Regions from separate parts of the Homo sapiens genome. Here region 2 is linked to region 1. Evidence: read pairs that join two places in POLR2A ChIA-PET (ENCODE). Cell type or tissue: PC-9. All regions are shown on one strand. Each heading gives the region's core, and the rest is flanking DNA. Links, peaks and the distances in the headings are about the cores only.

Evidence for each region. ChIA-PET counts read pairs that join two places held together with the same protein. Peaks named below come from ENCODE experiments on the same cell type or tissue, not always from the same donor. Only the 100,000 strongest peaks of a DNase experiment are listed, where the experiment ranks them.
Region 2: POLR2A ChIA-PET joins it to region 1 with 9 read pairs; 3 of 35 experiments call an interaction of 5 or more read pairs at or near these places.

Annotation. Positions count from the first base shown.
Region 1 is chr1:151,433,332-151,438,709 of GRCh38, reverse strand. All of the region lies in intron 3 of POGZ (pogo transposable element derived with ZNF domain), which reads left to right. Among named protein-coding and RNA genes, the nearest start is that of POGZ, 23 kb to the left of the region's middle. In PC-9, for the core only: no CTCF peak of the experiment used is centred there; a DNase peak (open chromatin) is centred at 3,369; H3K27ac peaks cover 1,092 bases.
Region 2 is chr1:151,807,876-151,813,253 of GRCh38, reverse strand. It overlaps RORC (RAR related orphan receptor C), which reads left to right. Exons shown (of 11, transcript NM_005060.4): 8 at 1-15; 9 at 197-307; 10 at 1,820-1,929. Among named protein-coding and RNA genes, the nearest start is that of LINGO4, 5.1 kb to the right of the region's middle. RefSeq lists an enhancer at 3,908-4,408. In PC-9, for the core only: no CTCF peak of the experiment used is centred there; no DNase peak of the experiment used is centred there.

The DNA of each region.
Region 1 (5,378 bases), core at 274-5,273:
GACAGGGTTTCACCATGTTGCCCAGGCTGGTCTCAAACTCCCAAGCTCAAGCGATCCTCCCTCCTTGGCCTCCCAAAGTGCTGGGATTACAGGCGTGAGTGAGCCACCATGCCAGGCCAGCTGAGCATCTTGTGACATGCTGAGATGACCTAGTCTCCTTGACTCCTTGAATGTACCCTTGATTCTTGAGCCTGCCTATGGCCAGTGTACTAATTTTTTCTAAAAAATATAAATTGACTTTATTTACTTCAAAAGCCTCTAATATTTAAATTAAAATGTTAACCCATAACCCATGTTCATGAAAAAAAAGAAGACAGTGGGTATAGACTGGTAAGTAACCACAGTCTTGTGTATTCCAAAAAAAAATTCATCCATAGATAAGCATAAATTAATTGCAGTTGTCTAATTTATTTTACTTTATATATCTATATAAAAAATACATACAGTTCTGTAACTTTTTTCATCAGATACTCTTGTTTTTTCTTTTTTGTTTTTTTTTGAGATGGAGTCTCCCTCTGTCACTCAGGCTGGAGTGCAGTGATGTGATCTTGGCCCACTGCAACCTCCACTTCCCGGGTTCAAGTAATTCTCTTGCCTCAGCCTCCTGAGTAGCTGGGATTACAGGCATGCACCACCATGCCTGGCTGTGTTTTTTGTGATTTTAGTAGAGATGGAGTTTCACAGTGTTGACCAGGCTGGTCTCGAACTCCTGACCTCAGGTGATTTGCCCACCTCGGCCTCCCAAAGTGCTGGGATTACAGGCGTGAGCTACTGCGCCCAGCCTAGGAACTCTTGAAATGCTAGTCCAACTTTAAGGATATGGCTTCAGAATAAAGTGAATGAGAAATACTGCCTCATACAACCCAGTTTCCCTTTAAGCCTTCAGTTTAATTGTATTGATATATTATCTGCTTACTACATTAGTAACATAGCAAATGAGAATAACGTTTGTTTTTTTGAGACAGAGTCTTACTCCATCACCCAGGCTGGAGTGCAGTGGCGCAGTCTCGGCTCACTGCAACCTCTGTCTCCCTGGTTCAAGCGATTCTCATGCCTCACCCACCCCAGTAGCTGGGATTACAGGCATGCGCTGCCATGCTCGGCTAATTTCTGTATTTTTAGTAGAGATGGGGTTTCACCATGTTGGCCAGGCTGGTCTCAATTTCCTGACCTCAAGTGATCCACCCACCACGGCTTCTCAACGTTCTGGGATTACAGGCATGAGCCACTGCTCCCCACCAGCAAATGAGAATAATTTTTAAACAATTCAGTATTGTTTCACTTAGTGTACTTTAAAAAGTTTAGAAATTTAAAATTAAAAAAAAATTTGTGGTCTCAGAAGAGGGAAAGATTTCTTAAACCAAATACAAAAACAGAGCTAACCATAAAGGGTAAAATTGATAAATAGAACTACATTAAAGATGTGATTAAAAAAAAACACACACGGAGAAGACAAACCACAAACTGGAAGGTGTTTGTGGCATGTATTACTTTTTTTTTTTTTTGAGACGGAGTCTGCACTCCAGCCTGCTTTGTTGCCCAGGCTGGAGTACAGTGGCGCAATCTCGGCTCACTGCAGCCTCTGCCTCCCAAGTTCAAATGATTCTCGTACCTCAGTCTCCCAAGTAGCTGGGACTGCAGGTGCCTGCCACCACACCCGGCTAACTTTTGTATTTTTAGCAGAGACAGTGTGTCACCATGTTGGCTAGGCTGGTCTCAAACTCCTGACCTCAAGTAATCTGCCTGTCTTGGCCTACCAAAGTGCTGAGATTACAGACATGAGCCGCCTCACCTGGCCCTCGAAAAGTTAAACATAGAGTTACCATATAACCCAGCAGTTCTACTCCTAGCTGTATACCCAAGAGAATGGAAAACGTATGTTCACATAAAAACTTGTGCACTAATGTTCATAGCAGTATCATTTGTTATAGCTAAAAGTAAAAACAACCTGTGTCCATAAATTGATGGATAAACAAAATGTAATATATGTACACAATGGAATATTATTTGCCCATAAAAAGGAATGAAATACTGATACATTCTATAACATAGATGAACCTTGAAAACATAATGCTGAGAAAGAAGCCAGACATACAAAATTAGCCAGGTGTGGTGGTGCATGCCTGCAATCCCAGCTATTAGGGAGGCTGAGGCAGGAGAATCGTTTGCACTCGGGAGGCGGAGGTTGCTGTGAGCTGAGATCGCACCACTGCACTCCAGCCTGGGCAACAAGAGGAAAACTCTGTCTCAAAAAAAAGAAAGAAAAAAGAAGCCAGACACAAAAGGTCACATATTATATGATTCCATCTATATGAAATGTCTTGAATAGGCAAGTCCACAGAGAGAGAAATTAGATTCGTGGTTGCCAGGGGCTGGGAAGAGAAAAGAATGGGGAATAATTGCTAGGGGAAATGAGGTTTCTTTTGAGGGCGATGAATATGTTCTGGATCTAGGCCAGGCGCGGTGGCTCACGCCCGTAATCCTAGCACTTTGGGAAGCCAAGGCAGGCGGATCACCTGAGGTCAGGAGTTCGAGACCAGCCTGGCTAACATAGTGAAACCCTGTTTCTACTAAAAATATAAAAAACTAGCCGGGCATGGTGGCATGTGCCTGTAATCCCAGCTACTCGGGAGGCTGAAGCAGGAGAATTGCTTGAACCTGGGAGGCGGAGGTTACAGTGAGCCGAGATCACGCCACTGCACTCCAGCCTGGGCAACAAGAGCGAAACTCCATCTCAAAAAAAAAAAAAAAGAAAAGAAAATGTTCTGGAACTAAATAATGATGATGATGGTTGCACAGCCTTGGGAATATAAAAAAAAATCACTGAATTGTGTATTTTAAATGGGCAGTATGTGGATTATATCTCAAAGCTGGGTTTGGTTTTTTGTGTGTGTTTTGTTTTTAAGAAAGTATCAAGGCCAGGTGTGTGGCTTACACCTGTAATCCCAGCACTTTGGGAGGCCGAGGTGAGCAGAACATTTGAGGTCAGGAGTTCAAGACCAGCCTGACCAACATGGTGAAACCCCATCTCTACTAAAAATACAAAAAAATTAGGCGAGTGTGGTGGCATTTACCTGTAGTCCCAGCTACTTGGGAGGCTGAGGCAGGAGAATCGCTTGAACCTGAGAGGTGGAGGTTGCAGTGAGCTGAGATCACGTTACTGCACTCCAACTTGGGCTACAGAGCAAGACTCCATCTCAAAAAAAAAAAAGGAAAGTATCAGGAATAAAATTTTGGAATATTTTTACTATTCTGTTTGATGTTCTTTAGAATTTACTACTCAGTATTTTAAAATTATTCCTGTAGTTCTGACTCATCTTATGTTTGCACAGGAAAGAAACATTATGAGGTGAAATAAACTATTGCTTAATTCTGAGCTGTGAATGATGTGAATTTAATGTTATAAATTTCTTACAGTATAACTAATTATGGTTTTCAGTTCCTATTGTATTTAGCCCTCTATTTCTGGGCTTTAAGGGTATGGAAGTAAACTTAAAAGAATGAAGGAAGGCTGGGCGCAGTGGCTCACGCCTATAATCCTAGCACTTTGGGAGGCTTGAGGCGGGCAGATCGCCTGAGGTCAGAAGTTTGAGACTAGCATGGCCAAATAGTGAAACCCTGTCTCTGTTAAAAACTACAAAAATTAGCTGGGCATGGTGGTGGGCATCTGTATTCCTAGCTACTTGGGAGGCTGAGCAGAAGAACCACTTGAACCTAGGAGGCAGAGGTTGCAGTGAGCTGAGGTCATGCCATTCCAGCCTGGGTGACAGAGCAAAACTCCTTGTGAAAAAAAAAAAGAAAGAATGAAGGAAAAAAATCAAGAGAGAGCAAACTTAGAGGGAGAAAGTTAGTTGCATAATTCTTTGATTTATGTGCAAGGTGGGCAGATCACAAGGTCAGGAGATCAAGACCATCCTGGCCAACATGGTAAAACCCCGTCTCTACTAAAATACAAAAAAATGAGCTGGGCATGGTGGCATGTGCCTGTAGTCCCAGCTACTTGGGAGGCTGAGGCAGGGGAATCACTTGAACCCAGGAGGCAGAGGTTGCAGTGAGCCAAGATTGCACCATTGCACTCCACCCTGGTGACAGAGCAAGACTCTGTCTCAAAAAATAATGTGCTTGATACCATGTGATGTCTGAAGTATAGAAGAAAACTCATGGAATTAATTGTCACTGAGGTGGATTGTTTTATTTCATTTGTTTCTTAGGTTTTCTTTGTTTTGTTCAAGATGGGGTCTCACTTTGTCACCCAGGCTGGAGTGCAGTAGTGGCACGAACACAGCTGGCTCACTGCACCCTCCACCTCCCAGGCTCAAACGATCCTCCCACCTCGGCCCCCCAAGTAGCTGGGACTACAGGCACACACCACCATGCCTAGCTATTTTTCATTTTTTATTTTTGAGACTGAGACTCACACTGTTGCCCAGACTGGAGTGCAGTGGCACAATCTTGGCTCACTGAAGACCCCACCTGGGTTCAAGCAATTGTCATGCCTCAGTCACTCAGGTAGCTGGGATTACAGGTATATGCCACCATGCCCAGCTAACTTTTGTATTTTTAGTAGAGATGGGGGTTTCACCATGATGGCCAGGCTGGTCTCAAACTCTTGACCTCAAGTGATCTGCCTGCCTCGGCCTCCCAAAGTGCTGACATTATAGGCGTAAGCCACCACGCCTGGCCTTGTTTTGTTTTTGAGATGGGGGTCTCACTGTGTTGTCCAGGCTGGACTCGAACTCCTAGGCTCAAGTGATCCACCTGCTTCAGCCTCTCAAATAGCTGGGACTACGGGTGCATACCACTGCCCTAGTTTGGATAATCCTTTTAAAGGCTTTTTTTTTAAAGCACCAGAATTGTGATTGCCTGTTTCATCCTCTGGAAATAGAACCTTGTAAGACACTTGAATTGTCAGAATTCCTTTGAGCAAAGATTGCAGAAATCATTAAAATGCTTCTAAATAAGTAAGTATAATTTACCTAGTATGACTTTCCATAGTCTGGCTTTTGCTTTCCATTGCATTGTGAATCTAATCTGGTCTTAGAAAACCACTTTTTGATTGTACCATATTTTTGGGAAAATTCTTTTTTTTTTTTTTTTTTTTTTGAGACGGAATTTCGCTTATTGCTCAGACTGGAGTGCAGTGGCGCGATCTCGGCTCAATGCAACCTCTGCCTCCTGGGTTCAAGCAATACTCTTGCCTCAGCCTCCCGAGTAGCTGGGATTACAGGCATGCGCCACTACGCCTGGCTAGTTTTGTTATTTTTAGTAGAGACGGGATTTCTCCGTGTTGGTCAGGCTGGTCTCAAACTCCTGACTTCAGGTGATCCACCCACCTCAGCCTCCCAAAATGCTGGGATTACAGGCATGAGCCACCTTGC
Region 2 (5,378 bases), core at 236-5,235, 370 kb before region 1:
TGTTCCGAGCCTTGGGTGAGGGGCAGGGAGAAATGAGAGGGAAGATTCTGATGCCAACCCCAGGCAAAGCTTTGTGACCCAGGGCACCCTCTTTTCAGGGCGAATTGCCCCCTCTGCTCTAAACACAATAAGGGCGGTGTCCTCGGGCACCATCGCTCCAGCCACTCTCTCACTTTTCTCATTTCCACTCCATCAGGCTGCAGCGAGCTCATCAGCTCCATCTTTGACTTCTCCCACTCCCTAAGTGCCTTGCACTTTTCCGAGGATGAGATTGCCCTCTACACAGCCCTTGTTCTCATCAATGCCCGTGAGTGTTGCTGGGCTTGGGTGAAGGACATTCAGGTGGCAGGGGCATGGCAGATATTGAAGAAGAGTCTAGACCTTCAGATGTAGTTAAATCTGGGAAATTGCTTTAAATAGCAGAATGAGCCCTACTCAGTATTGCTATAAAATAAAATGAGTTAAAATAAAGATTCAGAGGACTCTCAGAGAGGGACAAGAGCAGCATAAGGTGGGGTTGTGGGAAGTGGGGAGAAATGAGGTTGAGAGGAAATGAGCCACTTTCCTGACAGAAATGTGTCTGATTGTTAGTCTATGGCAGTGATTTCATTGTAGCACACATCAGAATCACCTGGGGAGCTTTAAAAACTATTGCTGCCTGGGTCCCACTTCCAGAGATTCCAGTGTACATGTGCTCCATGACTTATGATGGGGTTATGTCCCAATAAACCTATCGTAAGTTGAAAATATGGTAAGTTGAAATTGCATTTAACACGCCTAACTTACTGAACACCATAGCTTAGCCTAGCCTACCTTAAATGTGCTCAGAATGCTTACATTAGCCTACAGTCTGGCAAAAGCATATAACACAAAGCCTATTTTATAATAAAGTGTTGAATAGCTCATGTAATTTATTGAATATGGTTCTAAAAGTGAACAGCAGGATGGTTGCATGGGTATTCAAAGTATGGTTTCTACTGAATGCAAGTGGCTTTCTCACCAACATAAAATCAAAAAATAGTAAGTCAACTCATCATAAGACTGGGACCATCTGTAATTGATAAGGGGTGCACTGAATTTTAACAGCCACCCCCAGGCCACCAAGATTAAGAATCACTGCTCTGTGTGAACTAATTTTAAGGCTGTATGCCTATAATAGGAAGACTCTGGATATCCTATCCACTCCCCTGGCATGGAGTAGCTGGGCTGAGCCAGATGAATACTAAATATTCAGAGAACCTAGGGAAGTGGGTCAAGCTGCTAACCTGAGTTTGCAGATCGAGACTATCAGTCTTCTGGCTCTGCCAGTGAGTGGACACCTAAATATGCCCTTCAAACTAGAAGATAAAAACTTTAAAGATGACTTCTGGATATTTTATAGAATCAGGGCAAAAGTTAGTCACAGATTGCTGCAAGCCCCCTGGTGCAGGCCTGGGCACCTTCAGGAAGGCCACCTCCTATCAGGAGCCCTTTTCGTACATGGGGGAGCTCTTTTCCAACTCTTGTTACCCCTATGACAGAATCCTAGTGCCTAGCATTGAATGAGCTATGTGGAATATCAGGTTACCAGGGAGAAGGTAGCTTGGAGTCAGGAGATCAGAAATTCTCATACCTTTCATCTCTTCCCAGTTTTCCTTGTAGACAGCTAGCCAAGCCCAACGTCCAGAGCTTACCATTATCAAACCAAGGCACACACATGCACGCGCTCAGCTTAGAAGACCTCTATCCAGCACAGATGTCCACAAAGATACACCCTTTTGTTGGGAGTTAATGTCCATGTTCTTTCTTGTTCTCATTACGGTCCCACCCCCTCCTCCAGATCGGCCAGGGCTCCAAGAGAAAAGGAAAGTAGAACAGCTGCAGTACAATCTGGAGCTGGCCTTTCATCATCATCTCTGCAAGACTCATCGCCAAAGCATCCTGGCAAAGGTAGGAGCAGTCCCTGGGGTAGAAGAGGCCAGGCCCATCGCTAGCTCTGTAACATCAGAGTTTGCGAGGGCCGGGGTCTGTGGGTACAGAGGAGGGAGTGCGGGAGTACCACTCTCTGTTAGAGAGCTTGCATCAGCAGTGGGAACTAAGGGAATGAACAGCTACTTCCACGTGCATAAAGACTGGAAAGTTAGAGGGCCTGGGATTGGGAGGGACCTCCAGGGAACAATTCAGTTTAATATAGCCAGCACTTACCCAGCACCTGCTTGTACAAGGCACTGTGGAAAGACACAGAGATTTGGTCGCTGCCCCCACCAAGAGATTTTAATCTGGTATGAAGAAGAGATCTGTGTATCACTAACTCTAACATAGAGTAGAATGTGGTATGTGATATAATAATAATGCAATTAACAGAGTGCTTTTGCTGACATGCTTTCTCATCCTCATGGCAACCCAGTCAATAGGACAGGTGTTCAAATCTCCCTGTGTAGCAGCCGGGCACAGTGGCTCACGCCTGTAATCCCAACACTTTGGGAGGCCAAGGCGGGTGGATCACCTGAGGTCAGGAGTTCGAGACCAGCCTGACTAACATGGTGAAACCCCATCTCTACTAAAAATAAAAAAAATTAGCCAGGCATGGTGGCAGGCGCCTGTAGACCCAGCTACTTGGGAGGCTGAGGCAGGATAATCGCTTGAAACCGGGAGGCAGATGTTGCAGTGAGCCAAGATTGTGCCATTGCACTCCAGCCTGGGCAACAAGAGCAAACTCTGTCTCAAAAAAAAAAAAAAAATCTCCTTGTAGCTATCAGGAGACTTCAGTGACTTAAATGCAAGATTGAATCCCAGTGCTCTTTGCGCTCTTTCTATCCCTGTGTCCCCTATGTATAACTATAATAAGTGACACCAGGAAAATGTTATGAGAGTATAAAACAGGGATTAAAAATAATTTGGGGGTAAAAGGAGTGGGTCATAAATACTTCCCAGGGAAGATGACATTTATACTAGGCCATGAATGATGTAAGATTTTAACAGGCATTCATGGGGGTGGGGCAGGCATTCCAGGCTTAGGGAACAATAGGAGCAAAACAAAAAAAATGAAAAAAAATCCTTTTCCTGAGGTTTAACCAAAAAAATGGATGAGATGAGTATGAGAGGCTGGGGATAATTGTTTTATGGGATTTGGGTGTGGGACTAGGGTACAATGAAGACCAAGAACAACAGGAGAAAAATAAGGAGGCAAAATAGTGTGTATGTGGAGAATCACTCATGGTACATCCTCACTAAAGTGTAAAATCAGGAGCTGGGATAGACTGGTGGGGCAGAAGAGCACCAGATGATCAGCCTGAAAATTAGGTCAGGGGCAAATCAGAGAGGACTTTCAATGCCATATAAGCGTTAAAGCTTTATTTCTAGGCCACAGGGAGCTCCAAAGGCTAGAAAAATGACACAATCAGAGCTGTCATTTAGGCAATTTACTTTGGAACCAGTATAAAGGAACCATTTATGTAATTATTCAAGCAGGCCTTTGCTATGTGCCAGGCACAGGGCTGGGTGTTAAGGATACAGCAATGACTTACACGGTCTGTGCTCTCAAGAACTTGAACTTTAATCTGCTACAGGATGGATTTGAAGGAGGAGAGACAGGAATCTGGGAGAGCAATTGGAAAGCACATCCGGTTGGATCTGCTTTCAAAATACATCACCTTCCCTACTATTACCACCACCCTGGCCCCTACCAGCTCTCAGCTTTCACTTGGACTTTAAGAGAGGCCTCCTAACTGAGCCCCTGTTCCACCCTCATCTGCCCTGTAGCAACCACACCTACTCCGCACCCACGGTAGCCCTTTTAAAAATGCAATCTCATCATGCCCTACTCCTGTGGTTTTTTTCTTGTTTTTGTTGTTGTTGTTTGTTTGTTCTGTTTGTTTGTTTTGAGGCAGACTTGCTCTGTCGCCCAGGCTGGAGTGCAGTGGTGTGATCTCGGCTCACTGCAACCTCCACCTCCCAGGTTCAAGCGATTGTCCTGCCTCAGCCTCCTGAGTAGCTTGGATTACAGGGATTACACGCCCGGCTAATTTTTGTATTTTTAGTAGAGACAGGGTTTCACCATGTTGGCCAGGCTGGTCTCGAACTCCTGACCTCAGGTGATCTGCCCACCTTGGCCTCCCAAAGTGTTGGGATTACAGGCGTGAACCACCACACCTGGCCTTGACTCCTGTTCTCAGCCCTCCTGTAGCTGCCTGTGATGCCGAGAATCAAATCTAGAGTCTGCGTCATGGTCAAGTGGCTCATAACATGATCCCTGCCTTCTTTTCTCACTTGATCTTCCACTGCCCCTTCAAACACCCATTGCAGCCACACTTGCTTCCTTGCTATTCCTCGAACACATCAAACCCAGTCGCAGGGCTTTTGTACCTGCTATTGTAGTCACCTGGAGGGTTCTTCCCCCAGTTTTCCAAATGGCTTACCCCATCTCTTCATTCGGGAGAGGTTTTTCCTGACCAGTAACCCCATACAAAAAGCTTTAGTTTTCTTTAAAGAACTTATTATCTGATACACTACATATTTATTTTCTGGGCCCCTCACCAGAATGTAAATTTAATCAAGGTACAGATTATACTTTATTGACTGATATATCTGATATATCACTAGAGGCCATCACAGTGCCTAGCTCAGATCCAGATGTGTTCTCAACAAATATTTGTTGAATGAATGAAGGAAGCTATTGCCATAGCCCAAAAAAGCTCAGAATAAAGCAGTGGTGAGGAAGAGAGAGAATCTAGGAGATATGAAGGGATCACACCCTGCTGCCTGCTTTTCTCTGACTGCCTCTTTCCAAGGAAACTAAGCTGGGGGAGGGAGGCAATGGCAGGCAAGAGACATTTTTAAGCCTCTTGGTTGTAGAGGAGACTGCAAGAGATAAATTGTTCTTTCAGCCTTGCTCCAGTGAGGTCTCCCTGCCTCCGTCTGCTCACTGGTTTCTGTGCCTTTTTCATCTCCCCTTTGGCTGAGTGCTGGCAGCATTGGTTTGCTACTTGCAGTGTTAGGTGCCTGCTTAGAAAGTCTGTTTAGTTCAAAGAGTTATTAAGCATGTGCCATGTGCTAAGCATTATGATAGGTACAGAGGAGACAGGGAAAGAGAGACCTCAGCCAAGGAGCTGAAATCTAGGGTGGGAAGGCAGACAAATTGGACCATTTTCCTGCAATGTAGTAAGTGCTACACAGAGGAAAGCCCAAAAGAAGGGCCCTTAATCCAGATGGGAGGCAGTTAGGGAAATAGTCTTAGGAGAGGTGACACTAGAGGGTAAGGATTAGTAATGGGAAGAGGGGAACAACATGCACAAAGGCAGAGGCATGTGACAGCATACAACAAGAGTCACAGACAATCACTCTTATAAAAGCAGGAAGTGCACATTAGAGTCTTTGACAAGGTTCATTCTAGAAGTATT